Linked DNA regions of Homo sapiens: region 1 is linked to region 2. A link is a contact called in ENCODE Hi-C or POLR2A ChIA-PET data. All regions are on one chromosome and are shown on one strand. The core of a region is the stretch at or near the end of the contact, and the rest is flanking DNA. Distances in the headings are between cores, read along the strand shown.

Evidence for each region. A loop is a pair of places that touch in the nucleus more often than their neighbours do. ChIA-PET counts read pairs that join two places held with the same protein, here RNA polymerase II (POLR2A). Pooled maps may share reads with other maps.
Region 1: a loop to region 2 is called in a pooled map, with 3 times the contacts of the local background. The contact joins the enhancer-like site here to the promoter of ATP5IF1 in region 2. A Hi-C loop is called at or near these places in 2 of 37 single-sample maps with no recorded cell type and 5 of 50 pooled maps. POLR2A ChIA-PET finds 5 or more read pairs at or near these places in 5 of 52 experiments (HEK293, PC-3, T-cell and 2 more).

What each region holds. Positions count from the first base shown.
Region 1 is chr1:27,890,206-27,892,905 of GRCh38, reverse strand. RPA2 (replication protein A2) reads left to right here. Exons shown (of 9, transcript NM_002946.5): 9 at 659-1,382. The coding sequence ends at 743. Among named protein-coding and RNA genes, the nearest start is that of THEMIS2, 19 kb to the right of the region's middle. RefSeq lists a silencer at 2,072-2,141. Within about 2 kb of position 1,250, at least 9 of the 41 ENCODE cell types and tissues checked have a DNase peak (open chromatin) inside an H3K27ac peak, as active enhancers do.
Region 2 is chr1:28,234,680-28,237,677 of GRCh38, reverse strand. ATP5IF1 (ATP synthase inhibitory factor subunit 1) reads right to left here and starts at 1,554. Exons shown (of 3, transcript NM_016311.5): 1 at 1,408-1,554; 2 at 1,226-1,317. The coding sequence starts at 1,494. RefSeq lists enhancers at 1,296-1,355, 2,149-2,655 and a silencer at 2,092-2,316.

The DNA.
Region 1 (2,700 bases), core at 1-2,500, 340 kb after region 2:
GTTACTATAAATCAATTGACCTGCCAGGCCTAGATAGATAAGAAATGCTCAGGGCTGATTCCATTTCCTGTCCTGTAAAATTAGGATAATAATTCCTATCTCAGAGTTGCGTGCTGATGAGGTAGAGAACTGCTGTTACTTAGGTGCTCTGTAGATTGTGGCTATTAAATACGTTACTGACACTAACCCTGAGGACCTTGAAGGGTTTGAAGGTTTCAGAGTGTTTCCTTTGCTTCCCACAACTTTACTTCCCTGAGAGGGACCAACGGGGTTTCAGTGTGTGGCTGGAAAAGGGGGACTTTTAAAGACAGTGGTTTCTACTAGGAGATTTTGTGTGCAAGTGTGACTACAGCTTTAGATCCTTGTTTTCCTGCTTAGACTGTATTTAAGTGAGGCCCTGTTGTCTTTCCTTTGCACAATTTGGGAGAGGGATCCAAGACAGCCCTAATAGCCATTGTCTCCATGAATAAGCTCTGTTTTGCTATTTTACTGGCATTTCTCCCTGTGAGAGCTTTCTATGTGCAGAATACTTGTGAATTCTTAGCTAAGGTAGAAAGTTGGGAGATAAGCGAAGTTTGCATATTTGGCCATATCCAAAAGGCAGTTTCCTTCTGAATTGGCCTGAAAATGACCTTTTTTTTTTCTTCTTTCTTTCTAGGCAAGCTGTGGATTTTCTGAGCAATGAGGGGCACATCTATTCTACTGTGGATGATGACCATTTTAAATCCACAGATGCAGAATAACTGGATCTAACTGGGTACCTGAGATATTTTACAGCTGGACCTAGTTTCACAATCTGTTGTCTCCAGCTCTGCATATGTCTGGCCAGGGGGCTTCTAGGAAGTAGGTTTCATCTATCAAATGTCTCCTCTGACTTCCTTTTGAAACTTACTGCTCTTCTGTTTTATTTTGTTTTGTTTGAAGCTCAGAGGGAGATGGGCAATTGACAGGGATGCAATCCAGGGTGGGATTTCTTGAGGAAGTTACAAATAAGCTTGTTACAACATCAAGATAGATGGAATTGGAAGGATGCTACCAGGAGAGTACTTACATAGTGCTCAGGAGTTTCTCTTCTTAAAATGTTTACTGCTGAAAGATGAGCAGGACCAGGGCGTTATAGGCAGAGCCCTAGCCGAGAAACCTGCTGGCCTCTGCCTGTTTTCATTTCCCACTTTGGTTGTGTGGCATTACTTTCAGAATTGCACTTTCCTGCTTGTCATGACTTTTTGACACACTTGCCATGACGTGTGTTTCTGTGAACATGAAGTTCTGCGGTAGTGCCTCCAGGGGCAGAGGAAAAGAAGAAGTGTTACTGCATTTTGTACAAAATAAATACAGTCATATGTTTAATAAAACAGTTCTATTGTAGTAACTTGTAAAAATTCTCGTTTTTCTTTCTGAGCAGTGTAATGACCACTTTATCATCTGAGGCAGTGTAACATAGTGAAACTTGGATTTGAATTCTGGCTTTCCCACTTTTTAGTTAGAATCTTGAGCAGGCTATGTCAGCTCTGAGAACCTCCATTTCCTCATTTACAAAAAGAAAACGTTATTTCCCCTGGGTTTGTTGTGAAGATTGAAAAAAACATAGTCTGTAAAGCGTCTAAATCTAGTATTGCCATTTAAAGGGATTATATAATGGACTTTAATGTTGACTCTTTGGCAGTGTGTGATCATGTAACTGAATCAAATAGCTACCCATTTGGCCTCAAGATGAGACTTTCCAAAAGCCTATGGTCATTTTTTGGCCAACTTGATTGGCTGTTTCTTACAGAAAAAGAAACTAGTTCAATGATGTTTTTGACAACTCCTGAAAGTAATCTACATCTTGAATAAAAGAACCAATTTTGAGATAAAGTTAGTGAGACGTAACATCCCAATAAGAATTCTCTGGCCGGGCGCGGTGGCTCACGCCTGTAATCCCAGCTCTTTGGGAGGCCGAGGCAGGCAGATCACAAGGTCAGGAGATCGAGATCATCCTGGCTAATTCGGTGAAACTCCATCTCTGCTAAAAATACAAAAAATTAGCCAGGCAAGGTGGTGGGCGCCTGTAGTCCCAGCTACTCAGGAGGCTGAGGCAGGAGAATGGTGTGAACCCGGGAGGCAGAGCTTGCAGTGAGCCGAGATTGCACAACTGCATTCCAGCCTGGGCAACAGAGCGAGACTCTGTCTCAAAAAAAAGAATTCTCTGCTTTAACTCTGTTTCTAAATGAGATCTAGCAGCTGTGTAGAGAAGGCTCCACCTACTTGGTTTCTAACAGTGGATGAATGTATGGTTGTTTTCTATACATGCAGAGTTGTTAACATCTGCGGAACTATGCAAATGTGTAAAACTCAGCCAGCATGTTCATTTGCAAGTGTGTTCCTTCTTGGTTATTTTCTCAAAGAACAATGACTAAAAACAAGTAAAATCGTGTATTTGAATTTGGAATATATGACGGGATACTTTTATGGTTGGTAAACTTCTCTTTCTAGTTATGAAGCTGGGTGCCCTCAAATGGGCAAAGCGGTAGCAGTACTTGTAGGTGGAAGTGGTTTTCTTTTTTCTTTATTTTTATTTTTATTTTTTTTTAGACAGAGCCTTGCTGTGTTGCCCAGGCTGGAGTGCAGTGGTGCAATCTCAGCTCACTGCAAGCTCCGCCTCCCATGTTCAAGTGATTCTCCTGCCTCAGTCTCCCGAGTAGCTGGGACTATAGGCGC
Region 2 (2,998 bases), core at 305-2,804:
ATCTTAAATTGAGGTGTAGCCATCTTAAGAAGACCAAAGAGCTTATTGCTTTCAGATTCCTCTTTAAAATAGAAAACTCCAGAGAGATGTGACACAAGTCCCTAATACCTTATGAGGGGAACAACCCAGGGAACTTGACTCCCCTTTAGGGAAAAAAAAAGGAACAAAATGAGGAAGACAGACAAAGGGGTGTAGCTAAAAGGCAAATATCCATTTCCTATTCCAATCTGTCTAGAGCTTTCTTTGCCTATAGAAATGAATGGCCCACTGTAAGGCCAATAAAGGGTCTCTTGCATGCGCAGTACTTGGCAGTTCAATTTAGGTTCCAAGAAGGGACTGGATTACAATGTTGGTTTGGTCACATTTAGGCCTCAGTTTTCCTTAACTACAAAATGTAGGGGCTCAATTAGATAGTCTCTAACGGCTGTACCTTGGCTCTCTATACGGTATGGCAGGTGTCATGGTGATAATTCTCAACAGAAGGCAGAAGTGAAAGGCCAAAGGACAAGCAAAAGCAAGATTAATTCCTCACTGCTCTCCAGAGTGGACAGAAGTCAGTTAAAGATAACTCAAGGCTGGCAAAGGGAGGCCCAGCCCACTCCATACTCCTAAGCAGGAGAGGGAAATCTACAGGTCTAGGTTGGGCTGAGTAGGGCAAAAGCCTTTAGAAGATGGTGTCCAACCATAAGTAGCTCCCATGACCAGCTCCCATCATCCTCACTCTTGCGGAGTCGGGGGTCTAGAAACACCTGAGAAGCCTGAATGCATGCAGGCTTGCAAAGCTAAGGCGTGCTGGCGAGGAAGGAGAGCGTAGAGGGGGTGACAGGTGGGTAAGGGCCGAGGGAGTCAGGCTGGGAGGCAAACGTTGGGCGGTCGGATCTAGACACTGTGCGAAGAATCTGGGGGTGTTTCGCACGACCTGAGGAGAACTCCACGCGGGAGATGGTAATGATAAAGGAGGAGTTGAGCCGTGGGTTGTTTTGGAGACCCGCCGGTGGAAACGGTTTGGGGGCCTGAAACTGTTGTGCAGGTAACTGGGAGTGCCCTATACGTGGCAACGGTCGGGACATCAAGGGTTAGGGTATACTGGATTGGGGCCCGGGAGTTCTGTTGGGGGATGGGGCGCCCAAGGCACCAGGTAGGAACGGGTGGGGCGATTGGCAGTTTAAGGATTGGAAGGCCATTGGGAGATCCAGGGCTGGACTTGGGACCCGGTGAGCCTCACCGGAAATATCGTTCCTCTTCAGCCTGCTCTCTCTTTCCGAAGGCCCCACCGGCTTCCCGGATGGAGCCCGCGCCCCGGTCGACATTCTCGGACTGCAGAGAGACAGGGACACTGGTAAAGGTACGGAAGCAAAGATGGGATCCGCCCGCGGGGCTGGAGCAGCGGACACTGCCGCAGCGTACCTGATCCGAGCCGAAGCCTCGGGCTTGCATGGTCCTCACGCCCCACACGCCAAGCCACGTCCGCGCCGCCAACGCCGTCACTGCCATTGCTGCTGGAGCTGCACCTCTGGCGTCTCTGCCGCAGCAAGCAGTCTCTCGTTACGCGCTAATGGCAGGGACGGCCAAGCACCCAATCTGGTCGACGGAGGGGCGGATGAACACAGGAGTAGCGAATCACGGGAGAGCGGAGGCGGGCTTCCCGGAGCTCACAGCGAATCCCGAGCAAGAGACGGGTTTCTTCTTAGCCAACCGCTAGCAAGGGCTTAGGGCCAAAGGACTGGAAAGAGGAATGATGGAGGAGTTTAGAGAGCTGAGTGAGGAGAGTGCCAGAAGCCGAAATTTCGGCTCTTGGACCCATCAGAATGAGGCGTGGCGTCCACCTCCAGCCCACGATTTCAATTCTAAAGTCGTTATTATTCAAAGCCCAAAGGAAGTTTTCCCTTCCCTGGCCTGCTAGCATCAATAAAATGGGGGAATTCGGGGTTTGGGAGCTGTGTCCAGGATGCTGATGTCCAGGATACCGACGTCCAATGTGCCCTGGCTTAGATATACATAAATCGCGTTCATTTGTTATGAGAAGTGTCAGTGTTCTGGCTGGGCGCGGTGGCTCACGCCTGTAATCCCAACACTTTGGGAGGCCGAAGTGGGTGGATCACCTGAGGTCCGGAGTTCGAGACCAGCCTGGCCAACATGGGGAAACCCCGTCTCTACTAAAAATACAAAAATCAGCCGGGTGCGGTGGCACGCGACTGTAATCGCAGCTACTCAGGAGGCTGAGACAGGAGAATTGGCTTGAACCCGGGAGGCGGAGGTTGCAGTGAGCCGAGATTGCGCAACTGCACTCCAGCCTGGTGACAAAGCGAGACTCCGTCTCAAAACAAAAAAAAAAAAAAGAAAACCCAAATTATAACTTGACCACCTCAGGCACAGTTTCCTAGGACCTCTTGAGGCTGTGTTTCCCCAAGCTATGGTCACTCATCTTGGCTCAGAATAAACCTTTTAAAAATATTTTAGTTTGTTTTTTTCGTTAGCAACATATTGTTGAATGGGCTTAATAACTGCACTTTTGGCAATGTGGTGCAATGCAGTAGAAAAGAGCAGGCCAGGCGCGGTGGCTCACACCTGTAATCCCAGCACTTTGGGAGGCCGAGGCGGGCAGATCACCTGAGGTTGGGAATTCGAGACCAGCTTGACCAACATGGAGAAACCCCATCTCTACTAAAAAAAAAATATGAAAAATTAGCTGGGCATGGTGGCGCATATCTGTAATCCCAGCTACTCGGGAGGCTGAGGCAGGAGAATCGCTTGAACCTGAGAGGCAGGGGGTGCAGTGAGCTGAGATCACGCCATTGCACTCCAGCCTGGTCAACAAGAGAGAAACTGTCTCAAAAATAAATAAATAAAAATAAAAAATAAATTAGCTAGGCGTGGTGGCACATGCCTGTAATCCCAGCTACTTGGGAGGCTGAGGCAGGAGAATGCTTGAACCCGGGAGGCTGAGGTTGCGGTGAGCTGAGATCACGCCATTGCACTGCGGCCTGGGTAACAAGAG